2 separate regions of the Homo sapiens genome follow, and region 2 is linked to region 1. Evidence: read pairs that join two places in POLR2A ChIA-PET (ENCODE). Cell type or tissue: HepG2. All regions are shown on one strand. Each heading gives the region's core, and the rest is flanking DNA. Links, peaks and the distances in the headings are about the cores only. Region 1 overlaps RAB31 (RAB31, member RAS oncogene family). Region 2 has its middle 15 kb from the start of TXNDC2.

Region 1 (10,285 bases), core at 2,252-6,251:
CGCTATGTTGCCCAGGCTGGTTTGAAACTCCGAGGCTCAAGTGATCTTTTTGCCTTGGCCTCCCAAAGTGCTGGAATTAAAGGCATGAGCCACTGCACCCCGCTGGATTAGTGTTTTTTTAAAAGACAATGTAATGAACTGGAATATTCCAATCCCTAGAATAATGTATAAAAAATAAATCAATGATTTAAGATGCTGTAGAAATGCATTTTTTCCCACCCATGAAATCGTCCAAGGGCAGTGAACGTCAGCTCATGTACCTGCATGTTGGCAAACAAGTGGAATTTCCTAAAACTCCAGAACTATGCCCCACCCCACTCCTAGGTATGTCTATTCGCATCATACACAGCCACCGTGATATGCATTTGCGGGGAAAGCCAGGATGGCCATGACGATCACAGAAAGTTAGTCTCATCTTGCCCTCTCTCCGCTCTGCCCAGGCTGGTTTGGTCTCTCCCATCCTTAGCCTCAAGGTCACAGTAAGCGTACCATGTTCAAGACAAGAGCCCACTGTGTGGGACAGTATCTTCGCTGCACAGCCCTGAGGAGGCCTCCGAACATGCCCCATCACACCAGATGCACTCAAAAACATACGGTGTCATTTACCCCCATGTGCCTAGAGCCCTAGACTCTGCACTTTGCTGTGTGCCAACCCAGGCTAGCCAGCACGGCCTTCAGACCCAGCCCCAGCTCTCACGCAGCCGCACCTCCCTCCTGTCCGAGCAAAGTTCGTCTTGCCTTGACTGGACGTCCAAAGTTTCCACAAGAGCCTTCAGATATCCAGTGAGCTCCAAACTGGCCACACAGCCACCAGAGAGATCCTGTTTTGAAGTGCTGGATTATGATATTTATTTACACTGACCACAGAATGTATTTATTTTTAACTTTCACTGTGGAAATTTTCAAGCATATCCACAAGAAGAGAGACTAGAATAATGGACTTCCATCTTCTCATCCCCTGACTTCAAGATCACCACTAACACATGGACCACTGGCTTCCTTTCTACCTCGTCTCACCTCCCGCTCCATTCCTACCCCCTGGAGTCTTTTGAAGCAAATACTTGACATCATCTTATGTTAACTGAACATCAGAGTGATTGATTTCTTCCTATATAAATCCAATTGTTTCACTTCCCTGTTCAGAATCCTTCAAACTTAGTATAAAAGCCAAGCTCCATTCTGTGGCATCTTGGGTGGGACCTGGTCCCTTCTTGGGCCCGCCCTGGTCCCTTCTTGGGCCCCTCCCCTGCTTGTCTCCAGCCCCGGCCTTCTCGCTGCTCCCTAAACACAGAGGCAGGCCCACCGAGCCTCCGCACCTTCCCTGACGCCTTCTAGCAGCCTGGACCCTCCTCCACCAGCATCCTCAAGGCCCCTCCCTCACTTCTGTCACACCTTTAATCAACTGCCACCCTCCCTGAGAACCCTTCCCTGAATCCCTATCTGGACCATAGCAAGGACTCGACAAATATTTAATGACTGAATGCATGTAATAAAAGTCAATAACCCTGTGAAACCAGGGAGAGAAGACAGAGTTGTTCCTGTTATTCAGATGAGAAAACTGAGGCTCAGCATGGTTAAGTGAATTGCCCAAAGACACACAGCTCTTCTTTTTTTTTTTTGAGACGGAGTCTCTCTGTGTTGCCCAGGCTGGAGTGCACTGGCGCCATCTCGGCTCACTGCAAGCTCCGCCTCCCGGGTTCACGCCATTCTCCTGCCTCAGCCTCCCGAGTAGCTGGGACTACAGATGCCTGCCACCACACCTGGCTACTTTTTTTGTATTTTTTTAGTAGAGACGGGGTTTCGCCATGTTAGCCAGGATGGTCCCGATCTCCTGACCTCGTGATCCGCCCGCCTCGGCCTCCCAAAGTGCTGGGATTACAGGCGTGAGCCACTGCGCCCAGTCGACACACAGCTCTTAAATGGTGGAAAAGACTTTGAACACAGGTCTTGACTCCAAATTCCATGCATTTTCCATTCCTGTGTTGCTTCTCTGAAATGAAACGTTGCTTCAGTTGATATAATTAAGACACAGGTTTACATCAAATGTATTCATTCATTCAACAAACAGTATCTCACTGTTTGAACGCTCAGTATGTGGCAGGCACTGTTCTGAGCAGCAGAGAAACTGGAGTGTGGTGGGCAGAATAGTGTCCCCCAAAGAGGTCCATGTCCTAATCCCCATCACCTGTGACTATGTTAGGTTACATGGGAGGTGGAATAGGGCTCATCAGCTGACCTTCATATGAGGACATTATCTTGCATTCCTTGGGTGGGCCCAGTGTCCTCACAAGGCTCCTCAACAGTGAAAGAGAGAGGCAGGGGAGTGGGAGAGAGATTTAAAATGCTACTCTGCTGGCTCTGAAGACAAAGGAAGGGGCTACAAGCCAAGGAATGCGAGTGGTCTCTGAAAAAGGCAAGGAAACAAGATTCTGCCCTTGTACCTCCAGGAAGGATTAAGGTCTGCAGATATTTTAATCTTATTCCAGTGATACTTATTTCTTTTTTTTTTTTTAATCTTTTTATGTTTTTGTTTTTGTTTTGAGACAAGGTCTCATTCTGTTGCCCAGGCTGGAGTGCAGTGGTGCAATCTCGGCTCACTGCAGCCTCAACCTCCTGGGCTCAAGTGGTCCTCCTGTCTCGGTCTCCTGAGTAGCTGGGACTACAGCTGCATGTCACCACACCTGGCTAATTTTTTAAAAACTTTTTGTAGAGATGGGAGTCTCATTATATTGCCCAGGCTGGTCTTGAACTCCTGGGCTCAAGTGATCCTCCCATCTCAGCCTCCAAGTATCTGGGACCACAGGCATGAGACCCATTTCTGACTTCTGACCTTCATAGCTCTAAGGGAGTCTATCTGTGTTGTTTTAAGCCACTGAGCGTGTGGCAATCTGTTACAGCAACAACTGGAAACAAAAAAAGAAAGTGAAGAAGGTAACAAGGTCCCTGCCCTCAAAAAGCCTCCTCTTTTTTTTGGAGTGAGGGGGAGTCTGGCACCTTCCACCGGGCCACTCTGGATGCAGAGGTCTTCCTACCACAGGTCCGTGCTCACTGCAGCCCAGCTGCCTCTGTTAGGACAGGCTGTCAGCGCCTCAGGAACAGGTTCTTCTGTTACCAAACAAAGTCTATTTGCTAATTTCCTATTCAAGAGTGACACTCATAGGCTTTATAGGGCTTTTCTACTGTATTTTAGCCAGACGTAGGAAATTAGCTCCATAAAAGAAAAGAAGAGGACAGAAGGGAAAGGGAGTGGAAGGGAGGAGAGGAAACAAAACTAGTTGAAGTGCTTCTTAGATTCTCGGCAAATCCACCTCCAGACCCCCTGAAACTCCTGTCTCAGCGGCTCTGTGTTTTGGCCCCACGTCCTCTGAGAGTTGGCAGAATGGAAACTTGGCCTCCACCCAAGAGGCACAGACAGTGCCTCATAATTAGAAGCTACTCAGGGCATCCCAGACTAAAACACACATCAGCAAAATGTCATTGCCTGACCTGGGAAGGTGTTCATCTAGCGCAGTCACTGTACCTCCCAGAGCAGCCTGTCCCCACCAAGGAGGGGGCATATGGAAGAAGGGGACACGCACTGGAGAGCAAAGGGCAACAGCAGGGTCTCCAGTGACAAAAGAACCCCCGAGGGGCAAGAGCAGGGCAGAAGCCCGTGTGTAAGCAGAAGAAGCCTGTCCACGCAGCTCTGAGGCTTTCCCCTCTGGCCGCCTCTGTGTTCCCACGGCCCAGGCCACATCCCTCACTGCCAGCATGGCCACCTCCCGGGCTCAGGGCAGAGCTGTTTACAGTGTTTCCCTAAGAACTCCCGAAAGGTATCTTCGTATATGAACATGTCCTTCCTCCTTCTCTCCTGTCGCTGGCATTCTGACACCCAGGAGGGCTGTTCTGCACCTAGATTCCTATTTTCTTACAGGACACAACCCCCGCAAATGGCACGACAGTTCTGGGGGCCACGTCTGTGGACCGAGGCAGTCCCTGCTCCACCTGCACAGCTGCCGTCAGGGTCCCCTCATGCCCCTCTCCAATACCTCTGCTCACACTTTGCTTTTGTAGTTTCCAGCACCAATTTTCAAATATCAATGAAACTCTTCAGCTGTAAAGTGCTTAATGAAGGATTCCTGGGGCTTCTCCTTAAAGGAGCTCAGCAGGCATGGCCCTCACCACAGCTGTTTATCTCACTTCAACAGCATAAACCCTATCTTCAAGCTCCAGGCCTGCCTCCTCCCCACACAATCATCACTCAGTTTTCTCTTTCAAGAGAGTTACTAGGGGCATGGAGGAAGGGAATATTTCCCTTGCCGGGATCTCAGTTTGCATTGGTAGAAAGCACAGTCATCCCAGCCTGGACAGTATAGTGAGACCTTGTCTCTGAACAAAAAACAAACAAAAAATATTAGCCAGGCATAGTGGCTGGTGCCTATAGTCCCAGCTACTCGGGAGGTTAAGGCAGGAGGATTGCTTGAGTCCAGGAGGTCAAGGCTGCAGTGAGCTATGATTGCACCACTGCATTCCAGCCTGGGTGACACAGCAAGACCCTGCCTAAAAAAAAAAAAAAGAAAGGAAAAAGAGAAGAAAAGAAAGCACAGTGCTCTTGTGAAAGGGTGGGAGGAGAGCAAAAACTCGCATGTACTCTATCCTCTCCCATGAGGAGGAATGCCTACAAAAACGTTCTATCGTGGGCTGGTGGGGATGGTGCAGGTCAGGAGCAGGATTCCGGGCTGTGCTGCTGGCTGGTGTTGCCAGCTGGGACTGTATTTCCAATGCCTGCAGGAGAAAGAAAGGAGCTGCTCATTCTGAGCTTGTAAGAGGCTCCATTCTTCAAGAACTTCCAAAGGTCAAAATTTCCTCTGACTTTACTAATGGCCTATGAATAGTGAACCACTTTTTTGACCATAGATGTTGGGGCCCTGAAGAAAGCAGGAAAGACAGCAAAAGAGTTTCTTTGGATGTCTGTAAAGCCTGAATTTGACCTCAGCTATCTGCTGCCTCCAGTTCCTTTGCTTTCTCAAGGACCCATTCAGACCCAGCGATTCCGCACAGCTTTGTGCCAGTGCATCCCAGCCCTCTGGGCACATGATCTCCAAACACCTAATCTTTCAAACCATGCAGACTGGCAGTCACTTGCAAAATTAATCTGAAGGAGGTGAACAAGCGGTATGGCTGAACAGCCTGGGGTGGCCAGATCTCCTGACTGCATGCATTAAACCGTGGGCTCCTGGAGGATGTCAGTGTGGATCCCTCTTATAGGCATGCACCACCACACCCAGGTAGTTTCTTATTTTTTGTAGAGACAGGGTCTCACTATGTTGCCCAGGCTTATCTTGAACTCCTGGGCTCAAGCTATCCTTCCACCTTGGCCTCCCAAAGTACTGGGATTAAAGGTATGATTCACTGTGCCTGACCTAACTCTTTATTCAAAATTTTTTCTCTGAGGTCAGCATTTCTAACCTACATGTAAATTCCAAAGAGTTGAAAGACAGCTGGCAACTTGCTTATCATTGATAATTTACAGGTTTAAGGAGCAGGTAACCCCAAAGTCATCTACAAAGTCAACATAATCCTGACCAAAATCCCAGTTGGATTCTTTTGATAAATATTTACAAGCTGATCCTAAAATTCATTTGGAAATGCAACATACACAGAATAGCTAAAACAATCTTGAAAAAGAACGAAGTTGGAGAACTCACATTTTCCAATTTGAAAGCTTACTACAAAGCTACAGTAATCAAGACAATGTGGTATTGGCATAAGGAGAAAAAATGTATATCAAAGGAATAGAACTCAGAGTCCAGAATCAGAGCCTCAAATTTATGGTCAGGTGATTTTCAGTAAAGATGCCAAGACAATCGGGCAAAGAATAGTCTTTTCAATAAACTGTGTTGGGACAACTGGACAGCTGCCTGCAAGGAATGAAGCTGGATCCTGTCTTTACAACATGGACAGAAATTAACTCCAAATGCATCACAGGGATAAAAGTGAGAGCTAAGACTATAAAACTCTCAGAAGAAAATGCAGGAGTAAACCTTTACGACCTTAGGTTAGGCAAAGACAAGTGTTGGTGAGTATATGGAGAAACTAAAGCCTTACACACTGCTAGTTTTCCACTTTGGAAAACAGTTTGGCAGTTCCTCTAAATGCTAGTCATAGAGTTACCATATGACCCAACAATTTCACTTCTAGATACATACCTAAGAGATTTTTAAAAACATGCATCTGGCCGGGCACGGTGGCTTACACCTGTAATCCCAACACTTTGGGAGGCCGAGGCCGGTGGATCACCTGAGGTCAGGAGTTTGAGACATCTGGCCAACATGGTAAAACCCTGTCTCTACTAAAAATACAAAAAATCAGCCGGGCATGGTGGCAGCTGGCTGTAATCCCAGCTACTGGGGAGGTTGAGGCAGGAGAATCGCTTGAAAGCAGGAGGCAGAGGATGCAGTGAGCCAAGATCATGCCACTGTACTCCAGCCTAGGCGACAGAGAAGACTCCATCTCAAAAAAAAAAAAAAAATCTACACAAAGAATTGTACATGAATGTTCACAGCTATTCATAATAGCCAAAAAGTTGGGGGAAAGTGGATATCCATCAACTGATGAGTGGCTAAACAAAATGTGGTCTATCCAGACAATGGAATATTATTCTGCCATAAAAAGGAAATACTTTTATGACCCACACCACAAGGTGAACCTTGATAATCTTATCCTAAGTGAAAGGATCCAGTCACAAAGAACCACAGGTTGTATGATTCCATTTGTGTGAAATGTCCAGATTAGGCAAATCTAGAGACAGAAAGTATCCCAGGGCTGGGGGATGTAGAGGGGGAACTGGGAGTGACTGCTAATTCATAAGCGTTTCTTTCTGGACTGATAAAAATGCTCTAAAATGGATTGTGCTGATGGTTGAACAATTCGGAACACATCAGAACCCACCAAGGTGCGTACTTTAGATGGATAAATTGTATGGTACGTGAATCGGATCTCAGTAAAGCTGTTTTTAAATAAAAAAAAAGGGGGGCTGGTCATACTCCACATACTGATAGTCAACACAGAAACAAATGTGGACAAAAGCAATTTTCAGTGAATGTGATTTCTAACTGCTAAAGCTCCAGAGTGGGTTATCCAGAAAAGATGAAAGTTGGCTCATCTGCTTCCAAGGCCAACAGAGAATGAGGACAGAAAGCTCAGAGACAGAAGCTTGAGTGGGTCTAGAACAGGTAAGAAGGGGGTCAGGGAAAGAACTCCCTGCCAAGGAAAAAGTACAGAGAATTCCACCACTGCCGCTTCACTGGGCTCTTTTTAGAAACCATTTTCCAACATGGGGAGGGGCCGTCTGAGCCAAGAGGAAGGAATAAATATATCTTCAGAGCCATGGAAAGTCAAACATTAGCTCTACAGCTTCAGGTTTTTTAATGGGAAATTTGTGTTGGAACGTCATGAACTGTGTAAAAGTATAGCACGGTGGAAAAAAATGGAAGGGAGATGGCTGAAGAAAGTTTCAGGTTGGAAGAAGTTGGTCCTCCATGGTATATAGAGCAAGAGAACCCAGGAGGGGCCGCTGGCAGATGAAAGTATTATCCCCAGCTCTTCACCTCTTCATGAACGCATGCCTTATTTATGACAATGTTGCTTTTCAGCTCCTCTCGCTAAAAGCCACTCTATGTGTTGACTCTAGGCTCCCGCAGGGAGCTGGGCAGGTAAATTACCTTCTGTCGGCTATGGACCGCTCTAGGCATGGCTCCTGTGTACATCCTTGCAAAGGTGCCTGCTGACCTGCTACTCTGTACTGTTCACAGCTTGGTGTGAAGCAGAAACCAGCACAATAACCCATTCCAAGAGGACAGGATAAAAACTTCCCAAAGGCCACACTGATGGTACAACAGAGGGAGCCCAATGGCACTCTTCCCCTCTTCATAGTCCTTGGTGGTACAACACACCATGCACAAATCTTACTAATGTCAAGCTTCCAACAAATGGGATTCAACTGGGAAATGGTTAAATTTTTCAAAAAACATTTTTGTTAATAGATGCACCCTATGAATTACCATATCACCACTGAATGAATGAGATAGGATGCCCATGACACACAGTTGGATTAAAAAAGCAAAAGCAACATTCAGACAGTATCAAGAATGAATAGGCTGGGCACGGTGGCGCACCTGTAGTCCCAGCTACTCTGGAGGCTGAGGCGGGAGAATCGCTTGAGCCCAGGAATTTGAGACTACAATGAGCTATGATCATGCCATGGCACTCCAGCCTGGGTGACAGAGTGAGACCCTGTCTCTAAAATAAATAAATAAAAATAAATAGAATGAATACTCTCTTATATAAAGAGGAGGAGGATCCTTTGAGATTCCTGTGCTCAGGAGAAGAAAAAATAATTTTCCAAGAGTACAAATTTGTACCACAAATATAAGATAGAATTATTACTGGGCAGTAAGTAGGACATTAACCAGAATGCTGTGTATGTTAGGCAGAACTTGGTGCAATCATTCCACAAATAAATAAATATTGAATCATGAACACAAGCAAAGCACTGAGCGGAGCTTTCTTCCTTTAAGGACACAGAAATCCATGTCTTTGGCCAGGCTTGGTGGCTCACGCCTATAATCCCAACACTTTGGGAAGCCAAGTGAAATGGATTGCTTGAGGCCAGGAGTTCAAGCCCAGCCTGCACAACATAGCAAGACCTCATCTCTAACAAATTTTTTTTTTGAGGTGGAGTCTTGCTCTTTCACCCAGATTGGGGTACAGTGGTGCAATCTCAGCTCACTGCAACATTCGCCTTCTGGGTTCAAGCGATTCTCTCACTTCAGCCTCCCAAGTAACTGGGACTACAAGTGCCACCACGCCCAGCTACTTTTTCTATTTTTAGTAGAAACGGGGTTTCACCATGTTGGCCAGGCTGGTCTCGTACTCCTGACCTCGTGATCTGCCCGCCTCGGCCTCCCAAAGTGCTGGGATTACAGGCGTGAGCAACTGTGTCTGGCCCAATTTTTTTTTTTTTTTTAAATTAGCTGCGCATGGTGGCATACACTGGTAGTCTCAGCTACTCAGGAGGCTGGAGCAGGAGGATTGACCAGGCCTGGGAGTTTGAGGTTGCAGTGAGCTATGATTGCATCACTGCACTCCAGCCTGGCTGACAGAGTGTGACCTTGTCTTAAAAAGATAAAATAAAATAAAATAAGAAAGAAAAAAAGAAATCTGTCTTTATATTGTCAAATCATAAACCCAAAGTGATTGTTTGTTTAAAATTATGAAAACTAAAAGAACAATAACATTTCTATGATGATAAAGAGGGGTAATAAAATTCACGGGACTCCAATAATTAATGAGACAGAACAAATAGCAATAGGCACAAGCAACAGCAGGGAATTTATTTTTAGCTCAAACATTAGGCAACATCATTACAAGCACAATTAAAGCCAGCAACAAGCTGCCAAAACAATTGAAAAATTGCCATTACTGGAGAGATGCAAGACTCCACCAGGGGACACCAGACAAGGACAGCCCAAGGATAATGAAATCAGGCCGTCGAGGGCTGGGGAGATCAGGTGACCACATAGCCACATGGATATCAGTCACACACTCTCCACAAATCTAGACTCTAAAAATGTTCACTTTGAAATCGTTATCCCAAACTAAATCCGTCTTCCTCGAAGTATAAAGAAAGAATATCCCTACTGTGGAGTCATGCCTTGCATGTATAATGCTAGTGATTTCTTTAAAATTATGGATGTATCAATGGAGTCAGATGTCTACAACCTCTAAAAGTCAAATTTTAGGAAAAGCAATCACAATAATTAGAAATATGGTCATCTGAAAACTTCCCACTGGTATTTTTCTTTGCGATGGTAAGTGGAACAAACTACAAACTACAATAGTCATTTTCGCAGATTTCAAGTTTCATCAAAAGACTATTCCTTGAATAGCCTGTTAGAGGTAAGTGTTAAACATTCTGTTTTGATCACACAGAAATCTTTCCTTTGTGACACTGTAATATCAAATGAAAACAGCAGGTTATAAAGAATCACAATCCCATTGATATAAAATTATCAATCACGTAGAGATATCTGAAGAACGATCATCTAATATCCATAGTGGAAATATCTGGGTAGTGGGAGTTTGGATAGTTTTACTTTCAACCGTATGGTTTTTTGTGTGATTTTTCAATCAAAATAAAACTACAAAGCTCAGGACCCAGACTGCTGGATTCAATTTTCAGCTTTACACCTTATTAGCTCTGCGACATTGTGCAAGTTACTTAATGTCTCTGTCTCAGTGACCT
Region 2 (10,285 bases), core at 4,154-8,153, 66 kb before region 1:
ACCTCCTGGGTTCAAGCGATTCTCCTTCCTCAGCCTCCCAAGTAGCTGGGATTACAGGCACCCACCACCACGCCCGGCTAATTTTTTGTACTTTTAGTAGAGACGGGGTTTCACTGTGTTAGCCAGGATGGTCTCGATCTCCTGACCTTGTGATCCACCTGCCTCGGCCTCCCAAAGTGCTGGGATTACAGGCATGAGCCACCGTGCCCGGCCGATTATGGATGTTTATTTTGTACTTTGGGTTATAATCCAATACTATGTTTTTATTTTCGGCTCAAATTGTCAGCTTTGGTCATTGAGAGCTCTTTCCGATGGCTTCTATGTCCTATTTGATATATACCTGCTGATTTGCTTTGTAAGCACTTCCTTACTTTCTGGCTCTGCAGGATACTCCTGGTTCATCCTGTATATTCACTGCCCGAGCCATAGAATCATCCATTTCTAGGTTTTTTAAAACTGGAGAATAGTATTTAGAAACCAAGACCTAGGCTAGGTGTGTTCATTGATGCTGGGTATCATTGTCTCTAGACCCTCCCCGTGAACATGATTAGGAAGTATATACATATATGTATGTGTATATATATGTATATATAGTAACCCTTGCATATACACAAATTATAATTACTTCTATATCTGCCTATCAGTATCTATATTAAGCCAAACATGAGTTCATACCGATGTCCTCAAGTCTAATTCAGTACCACGTGGCTCCTTTCAGCCTTTCTCTCTTGCTTGTCTGTAACCTTCTACTCCAAAAGTGACTTGGTTCCCATCATCCACCAACCATTTACCTATTTGCCCAATCCCAATATGCATGTAGAATGGTTTCAGGATAGTTAACCTGTACCTCCACGGTTAGCAACTTTATCAACTGGAGCACAGTGCTTGTACATATAGTTCCTTTTATCTTTAGTTTTATAGTTTCCCGCATTTCCAAAGTTACTTAACATCAGCATTTCTTTCTCCTGACACCTTCAGTGAAGTTATATCACACATTTGTAATATAGTTAAAGTCATGCACCACATAATGGCATTTGGTCAGTGATGGACTGCACATACAACAGTGGTCCCATAAGATTATAACAGAACTGAAAAATTCCTATTAGCTAGTGGCATCATGGCTGCCCTAATGTCATGGCAAAATTATTTTTAAAATAAATTTAGTGTAGACTAAAGGTACAGTGTTTATAAAGTACACAATAATGTACAGGCATGTCTCAGGCTTTTACATTCACCGCTCACTCACTGACTCACCCAGAGCAACTTCCTATGTACAGAAAGTGCCCTATGAAGATGTACCATTTTAACTTTTTTTGTTTTTGAGATGGAGTTTCGCTCTTGGCATCCAGGCTGGAGTGCAACGGCACGATCTCGGCTCACTGCAACCTTCACCTCCCAGGTTCAAGTGATTCTTCTGCCTCAGCCTCCCAAGTAGCTGGGATTACAGGCACCCACCGTCACACCCAGCTATTTTTGTATTTTTAGTAGAGACGGAGTTTTACCATGTTGGCCAGGCTGGTCTTGAACTCCTGACCTCAGGTGATCTGCCAGCCTCTGCCTCCCAAAGTGCTGGGATTACAGGCGTGAGCCACCACGCCCGGCCATTTCAATCTTTTATAGCATATTTTTACTGCATCTTTTCTATGTTTAGGTATGGATTAGGCACACAAATACCATCAAGTTATAATTGCCTACAGTATTCAGTATGGTAACATGCTCTAGGGGTTTATAGCCTAGGAGCAATAGGCTGTACTATCTACGTTTGTTTAATTTCACTCTATGATGTTCACACTATGATGAAACCACCTAATGACACATTTTTCAGAATGTATCCCTGTCATTAAGTGATGCATGACTGTATATTCTTTTTTGTTTTCTTTTTTTGAGACAGGGTCTCACTTTGTTGCCCAGTCTGGAGTGCAGTGGTGTGAACACAGGCTCACTGTAGCCTCAACCTCCCAAGCTCAAGCAATCCTGCCACCTCAGTCCCCCAAGTAGCTGGGACTACAGTTGTGCACCACAATGCCTGGCTAATTGTTGTATTTTTTTTGTAGAGACAGGGTATCGCTATGCTACCCAGGCTATGACTGTATATTCTTTTGTCACAATCTTCATTTCATCCTAGAACCCTGTTCTGTCGGTCGTTTTTTTCAAATTTGCATATATTATTTTGTGCTGTGGAGTCCTTTGGGTTTTGACAAATGGATGGGTTTTTTTTTGTTTGTTTGTTTTTTGTTTTTTGTGGGTTTTTTTTTTTTTTGACGGAATTTCACTCCTGTTGCCCAGGCTGGAGTACAATGTCACTATCTTGGCTCACTCTAACCTCCGCCTCCTGGGTTCAAGTGATTCTCCTGCCTCAGCCTCTTGAGCAGCTGGGATTACAGGCATCTGCCACCACGCCCAGCTAATTTTTTGTATTTTTAGTAGAGATGGGGTTTCACCATGTTGGCCAGGTTGGTCTCAAACTCCTGACCTCGTGATCCGCCCACCTTGGCCTCCCAAAGTGCTGGGATTACAGGCATGAGCCACTGCTCCCAGCCAATAGATGGTATTATTAACCACCACTACAGTACCATACAGAATAGTTTCATAGCCCTAAAAAAATATGTGCTTCACCTAGTCAGCCCTCATCCTTCTGCAAACCCACAGCAACCACTGATTTGCTCATTGTCTCTATAGTTTTGTCTTTCCAGAATGTCACAAAATGGAATAATATAGTATGCAACCTTCTCAGACTGACTTCTTTCTCTTAGCAATACGCATTTATGGCATTCCCATGTTGTTTTGTTTATTGTTTATTTCATCACTGAATAAAAAATTATAAACTTTAGTTAAACTCTGAAAAGCAGATCCTAAGACAAAAATTTGAGTGCAAGTAGTTTATTTGGGAGATAATCCCAGGAGACACTGGAGGGGGAGTTGGAAGGTGATCAAGTCAGTTGCCACTGTGTACAACTGAAGCTCACACCAAAGGCAAGCTGGGAGGGAGTAATGCCAACTCTCTAGACTTCATTGGAACATTTTGTCTAGGGGCAGTAAGCCTGGCACCTCTGCTTGCCCTAGGCACAGGCCCTGCATGTCCCCACAACCACCCTGAAAGCATCACAGGTGTTTGCAGTGAGCAGTCATCTGAGAATAGAGGCCAGTGCTAAGAAATTGTGCTTGGAGAGGGTACCTGCAATGTCTATTACAAGAGGTGAGCAGTATTAGCAGAAGAAAGATTTCTCTTCTAGATTCCACTCTAAAGAGTCTGAAAATCTAACTGAGGATCCATGGGTACCCTGCCAAGATAGAGCTGTGAGCAGTGGTCCTACTCTGACCACTTCTGACTTTCTAGTGTAATGTTTAAAGCTCTTTGGTGTAAGTATTTACTGAAAAATTCCATGTGGAGCTGCTTCGGTAAGATTCAGGGTAGGTGTAAGTTTGTTGATGTTTTAATACAAATATGCCACTAAAAATATTTATCAAATGCACCATAGTTCATGGTGTAAAGACGTTGCTGTCTGCTTGCTGTTCTTTGAATCTACCAACGCCCACCTTCTAAAGAAGCCAGACAAGTGAGCAGACTACTATAGGCTACATCTGCCTTCAGAACGAATGGAGCCACAGTGGGGTGGAGCAGGTAGAAAGAAGCAAAGCAGCAGGCCCCCAGTAATCATCTTTTAGTGTATTGTAGCTTCGACGTTCAGACAATGTTTAGATGTTCAGACAGATGGTCAATACCTTCCTTCCTGGGAAGGGTCCAAGCTCATTCTCACCGTAAGCAAATGTGGCATTCAGTGGGCCCTTAATGCATGAATGAATAAAGGCATGGATGGATTACAGCTTGTATAATGGAAAACAGTTGAAGAAGGTTTATACTAAAACACTTAATTTAAAAAATATTTTTGCTGAAATGATCTTTATGAACATCTGGCAGACCACCATCTCCACCTTAGCCTCTGAGTAAAGAAAAAGGAGAATCACTATATATTGTATGTATCAAAACATCACTATGTACCCCATAAATCTGTGCAATTATTATGCGTTAATTTTAAGAAATAAAGGAAATTGGAGAGAGGTGAAAGACACTATTCCCATGTTTCCAATACATCCAAAGTTTAAAATCATAATATTGAAAAACAAATGTTTAAACCAAAAAAAGGGTAAAATGTCACAGATTAACACAGTCCCGTCAGCACCATGCATTTCATGAAATGATGTTATATGGTACAAATCTCTCTTTCCCAGTCCAAATATAGGCTTCTTGAGGGTAAGATATGCCTTGGTATCTGCAGTCTTTACAGCGCAGTGTGGAATAACCCAGACACTCAATGAAAACTTGCACGATAGGATCAAAGTGCCCATATCTTGTGAGTTTCTCTTTTTTGACTCACGAAGGTCATCACAATTAACTTCCTGGTCTCCTGCTACAACACTGAGTGTAGAGAAGAAAAATGACATTTTAATACTAGACTCATGATGTTTAGTGCAAAAAATGCACTGTCTCTGGTGAACACGATTTGACCCTAACTTATAGGCTAACCTGCTGCCCCCAATTCTATGGTGACTCTGATTCCTCCTGGGGAGATCCAGGAAAGCCTCCTAAAATTGCTTCCCAGCCTCCGACGCAGGGTGGTATATTGCCAGGCAGAGAGGAGCAAAGATGGATGGCCTTCCAGTTAGGAGAAAGCAACCAGGGTGTGATGTGGGCAGGAGCAGGGACCCTGGGCAGCGATGGGGCCAGGATGGAGGCTGGGCTAAATGAAAGGGGCATTTCACCACAGGTTACAGAGTTGCAATTTTACTTAATTTGCAATAAGAGACTCACAGAAAGTTTTCAGGAAATGATACGATTTGCTGTGTACCTACATCACTCACTGCTAGCATATTCTATGCTAGCTCTGAGAGCCAAAGATAACAATCAAAGAGATCTACTGAGAAACTATCACTATAATCAAGATAGAACATATCAAAAGCCTATGCTAGGACAGTGGAAAGAAGGAAAAAAGGTTTGAGAAACTCAGAAATAGAATTTCCATGGTTTGGTCAGTGCTTGAAAGGAGCTGAAACTGGCTCTCAAATTTGAAGCCTGAGCCTCTGAGAGAATGAATGCAGCGCAGGAATGGCATTGTTAACAAGGTGCAACACTATTTGCATGCAAGAGGGGACTTCAGTACACCCATTCCGCAGCTGGAAATCAAGCTCTGATCTCTGGAAAGCAGTCAGGCTAGACAACAGTGTAGAAGCCAGACACCCAGAGGCAATAGTTGAAGCCATAAAGTTGGATGAAATCAGAAGGAAGGTGTACTGAGGAGAAATAGGAACACACGTTTGCAGGAAGTACCTGCATTTAAGCTCTAAGAAGAGCCAGCAAAGGAAAATGAAAAGGGCAGTAAAAGAAGTGCAGAAACCACAGAACCAGCTTCTGGGCTGGAGAAGGAGGGTCCAGGAGGGAGAGAGGGGCCCACAGCTTCACCTGCCCTCTGAGAGTGGAGAGTGGAAAGAGGGGATAGGCTTTGAAAGTGCAGAGCTGGGGGAGGGACTGAATTCAGGCGAGCAGTGACTAGATGATCAAGTGAGTACATCATGATTCTCATTTAAGAATTTCTTTAGTGAGAAGGGAAGAGAGGGTGGCTTGGAGGAGGAAAAAAAGACAGCTGATCAAAACTAGAGAAGATTTATGCATATAGGTAGGTTGATGGGAGGGGTAAAACAGTGCATGGGTGATTTTAAGATGAAAATAAAAACAAATAAGCAAAAAGCTTGGGGCGTGCCTTAGCAATGAGAGAAAAAGCACGCACACATCCAGAGAGAAGTGAAGTGAAGGAGAACCGAGAAAGCTGCCACCTATGGTCTGCCAGGCCCACCTGGGGACACCAGTTTGGGCACTGGGTTCTCAGAAGCTAATTCAGGGCATCGGGCCCTACAAAGTCAAGATGGCTGGACCTTGATGCATGAGTCATTTCAAAAAAGCCGGTTAAGAACTTCACTGAGGGTTGAGTAATGGTTTCAACATCAAGGTCAGGGACACAGAAAAGATAAATGAAGCTGCCCAAACGGTAGGGTCAAGGAGAGTCACCCCAGCAGTTTTGGATCAGACCTTCCCATCAAAGCAGCAAGTCTCCTTTAATTGGGTGATTCAGCATTTCCAGCCTGAGCTGGTTAACCCTTAACTCCCCTGTCAAAACTTCCTCTTGAGATGCAACAATGGGTTTTGGAATAGGACATAGGACGGACCTCCGCATGAATGCACTTGCCCTCCTTATGTCCCTTAAGCTCTCCATGCTCCTTCTGTAAAAGGAGAACAATTTCACATCTATCTCAGATTTGTTTTGCGGATAAAATGAGATACAGTTTGAAAGTAGCTCCTGGGAAATTTTCATTAATCATGGATCTCCTTTTCTTCATTCTTTTATTATGTGCAGCACTTATAATGAGAGGAAAGAAAGGAGAAAACAGTAGTAGCTGATCTTTGACTTTTGTCTCTCTTGATCAGAAAGTCTTGGGTAATTTACTTAACCTTCTGTGTCTGGGTTTCCTCACTTGTAAAGTGGAGATAATAGTGTCTGCCTCATAAAGGCTGTTGTAAAGATAAAAAGAGATAATATGATGTAAAGCCCCTAGAACTGTGTCTGGCACATAGCAAGCCCCTGTATTCATGTTGGCTGTTACTGTTTTTGAGCGCTTGCTTGGTGCCAGGGCCATAACAATTCTTCTGTAGCATAAACCCCATGGCTCCACTTGGGAGGCACCATGAGTGTGTCACCTTCCATGTGAATAGCATTCCCAAGAGCTGCCTGGGGCTCCCCGTGTGAAAGCCTCATCACACACACCCTCTCACTCGGTCCTCAGGACACACCTGAGGGTAAATACCACACGCTGACAATACTTTATACTCTGGGGGCAGATGTTTTCAGAACTCAGAACTTTGGATTTTACAAAGTAACATAGTATATCTATCACAGAACATTCCAGCAGTCAGCGGGAGGATCCTATCATGAAACACAGTAGTATTTCTGCAGCTAGATATACAAATACTCACTCCTGGTTGGATAAATAACTATTATAAAGAGCATCACGTCAGTTCAGGTTTGGTCCTGCTGCCAAATGAGTCCATGTCAAACTCAGGAAAAAAAAAATCTGTTTACAAAGCTTTTGGATTCTAGAAGTGTGTATGTGTGTGCATATGAATTACTACCTGCATTTTGCATATGAGGAAACTGAGGCTTAGAGGGACCAATCTGCCAACGGTCTCACTGCCAGCAGATTACAGAGCTGGGAGTCAGACATGAGTGGTCTGACTCCAGATGTCTTAATCTGCACACTGCATTGCCTCCCAATAAAAGAAAAAGGAACAGAACAAAAAAGAATACAGCAACTAAAAACCACAATGAGATAACATCTCACGCCAGTCAGAATGGTGGTTATTCAAAAGTCAGGAAACAATAGATGCTGGCGAGGCTGTGGAGAAATAGGAATGCTTTTACACTGTTGGCGAGAGTGTAAATTAGTTCAACCATTGTGGAAGACAGTGGGACGATTCCTCAAGGATCTAGAACCAGAAATACCATTTGACTCAGCAATCCCATTGCTGAGTATATACCAAAAGGATTATAAATCATTCTACTATAAAGACACACCCACACACCTATGTTTATTGCAGCACTATTTACAATAGCAAAGACTTGGAACCAACCCAAATGCGGCCGGGCGCGGTGGCCCACGCCTGTAATCCCAGCACTTTGGGAGGCCGAGGTGGGCGGATCAGGAAGTCAGGAGATCGAGACAATCCTGGCTAGCGCAGTGAAACCCCGTCTCTACTAAAAATGCAAAAAAAATTAGCCAGGCATGGGGGTGGGTGCCTGTAGTCCCAGCTGCTTGGGAGGCTGAGGCAGGAGAATGGTGTGAGCCCGGGAGGCGGAGCTTGCAGTGAGCTGAGATCGTGCCACTGCACTCCAGCCTGGGCGACAGAGCGAGACTCTGTCTAAAAAAAAAAAAAAGAAAAAAGAAAATGTGGCACATACACACCATGGACTACTATGCAGCCATAAAAAAGAATGAGTTCATGTCCTTTTCAGGGACGTGGATGAAGCTGGAAGCCGTCATTCTCAGCAAACTAACACAGGAACAGAAAATCAAACACTGCATGTTCTCACTCATGAGTGGAAGTTGAACGATGAGAACACATAGACCAGGGAGGGGTACAACACACACTGGGGCCTGTTTTGTGGGGTGGGGGGAAAGGGGAGGGTCAGCATTAGGACAAATACCTAGTGAATGCGAGGCTTAAAACCTAGATGATGGGTTGATAGATGCAGCAAACCACCATGGCACATGTACACCTATGTAACAAACCTGCACATCCTGCACATGTGTCCTGGAACTTAAAGTATAAAAAAAAAAAAAAAAAGAAAGAAAGAAAAGAAAAGAAAAAAAAAGAACGTAGCAACTAAGAGGACAGGGAAAAAGAATGCTTCTCAGCTTCAGGGCAAAGGCTGAAGCCTAGGACATCATCATAGCCACTCAGTTCCCTGTCCTAAGTGTCTTGCAAACAATGATTTCACTTCACGTTGACATTAACCCTGTGATGTGGATACTATTCCCATTTTATAAGAGGTAACTGAGGTTCAGAGAAACCAAGTAACTTGCTCAGAATCATTTGATGAGTAAGGGGTGGGGCTGACTCCCCAGTCCCTGGTTCCTACCCATGTGGTCAGAGTGCCTCCTCCAGTCACGCTGCCCTGTCTGTAGTTGAATGAACTCCTCATTCTTGCCATTCTCAGTTGTCTTGTCTTTTCCCTTCTCTTCGTTCTCTCCTTTGTAAGCTTGGTAATTGCAGAAATCTCATGGAGCATGAAAAACTAGTTCACCAGCTGACTCATAGTAGCACTCAATAAACACTTGTTGGAATGATGGACGGATGGACAATTTTACAAAGATAGGTGATAAGGTGCTTACCCAGGAACTCATGAATTTTCTGTCCTCCAATACACCCTCCCCCATTGCCAGATGTGTAGAAGGTTAGACCAGAATGATCCCACATCCCAGTATGCTCAGAACTACCCTTTACTCTTGCTGTCCCAGCAGCCCTTTCACTCTCTAAAGTGCCCCAGACTAGGGGAAGAGTCTGGAACTAAACAGAAGATTCAGGAACCTAAAAGGGCAAGCCTGGGTGAAGTTGCTGTAAAGACATACTCCACCCACCACCCTCCTCCCACTGGCTGCAGCAAGAAAAGCACCGGAGAGGCCCAGGCAGCTGACACTCAAGACGCCATCTAGGTAAGGCCCTGGAAGGCAGGCCCAGCCCCAGCTCTCCAAAAGGGATCCAGTCCCAGCTCTCCACCACCTCCTGGAACGGGGCCCATCTCTAGCTCTCCACCACCTCCTGGAAGGGGGCCCATCTCCAGTTCTCCACCACCTCCTGGAAAGGGATCCAGCCCCAGCTCTTCACCACCTCCTGGAAGGGAGCCCATCTCCAGCTCTCCACCACCTCCTGGAAGGTGACCCGTCTCCAGTTCTCCACCACCTCCTGGAAGGTGACCCATCTCCAGTTCTCCACCACCTCCTGGAAGGTGACCCGTCTCCAGTTCTCCACCACCTCCTGAAGGTGACCCGTCTCCAGTTCTCCACCACCTCCTGGAAGGGGACCCATCTCCAGCCCTCTGCCACCTCCTGGAAGGAGACCTACATCTCCAGCTGATATGGTTTGGCTGATATGATATGATTTGGCCCCACCCAAATCTCCTCTTGAATCGTAACTTCCACAATTCCCATGTGTCATGGGAGGAACCCAGTGGGACCTGACTGAATTATGGGGGCGGATCTTTCCTGTGTTGCTCTCATGATGCTGAGTGGGTCTCATAAGATCTGATGGTTTTAAAATGGGAGTTTCTTTGCACAAGCTGTCTCTCTGCCATCCACGTAAGATGTGACTTGCTCCTTGCCTTCCACCATGATTGTGAGGCCTCCCCAGCCATGTGGAACTGTAAGTCCTTTAAATCTCTTTCTTTTGTAAATTGCCTAGTCTTGGATATGTCTTTATCAGCAGCATGAAAATGGACTAATACAAAGAATTGGTACCAGGAGTGGGGTGCTGCTGAAAAGGTACCCAAAAATGTGGAAGCGACTTTGGAACTGGGTAATAGCAGAGATTGGAACAGCTTGGAGGGCTCAGAAGAGGAAGGGAAAATGTGGGAAAGTTTGGAACTTCCTAGAGACTTGTTGAACGGCTTTGCCCAAAATGCTGATAGCAATATGGACAATAAAGTCCAGGCGGAGGTGGTCTTAGATGGAGATGGGGAAC

Evidence for each region. Peaks named below come from ENCODE experiments on the same cell type or tissue, not always from the same donor. Only the 100,000 strongest peaks of a DNase experiment are listed, where the experiment ranks them.
Region 2: POLR2A ChIA-PET joins it to region 1 with 17 read pairs; 6 of 35 experiments call an interaction of 5 or more read pairs at or near these places.

Annotation. Positions count from the first base shown.
Region 1 is chr18:9,797,511-9,807,795 of GRCh38, reverse strand. All of the region lies in intron 3 of RAB31 (RAB31, member RAS oncogene family), which reads right to left. Among named protein-coding and RNA genes, the nearest start is that of TXNDC2, 83 kb to the left of the region's middle. In HepG2, for the core only: no CTCF peak of the experiment used is centred there; a DNase peak (open chromatin) is centred at 4,395; H3K4me3 peaks cover 1,318 bases.
Region 2 is chr18:9,865,773-9,876,057 of GRCh38, reverse strand. No RefSeq gene overlaps it. Among named protein-coding and RNA genes, the nearest start is that of TXNDC2, 15 kb to the left of the region's middle. RefSeq lists an enhancer at 5,872-6,031 and a cis regulatory region at 5,738-6,340. In HepG2, for the core only: no CTCF peak of the experiment used is centred there; a DNase peak (open chromatin) is centred at 6,017.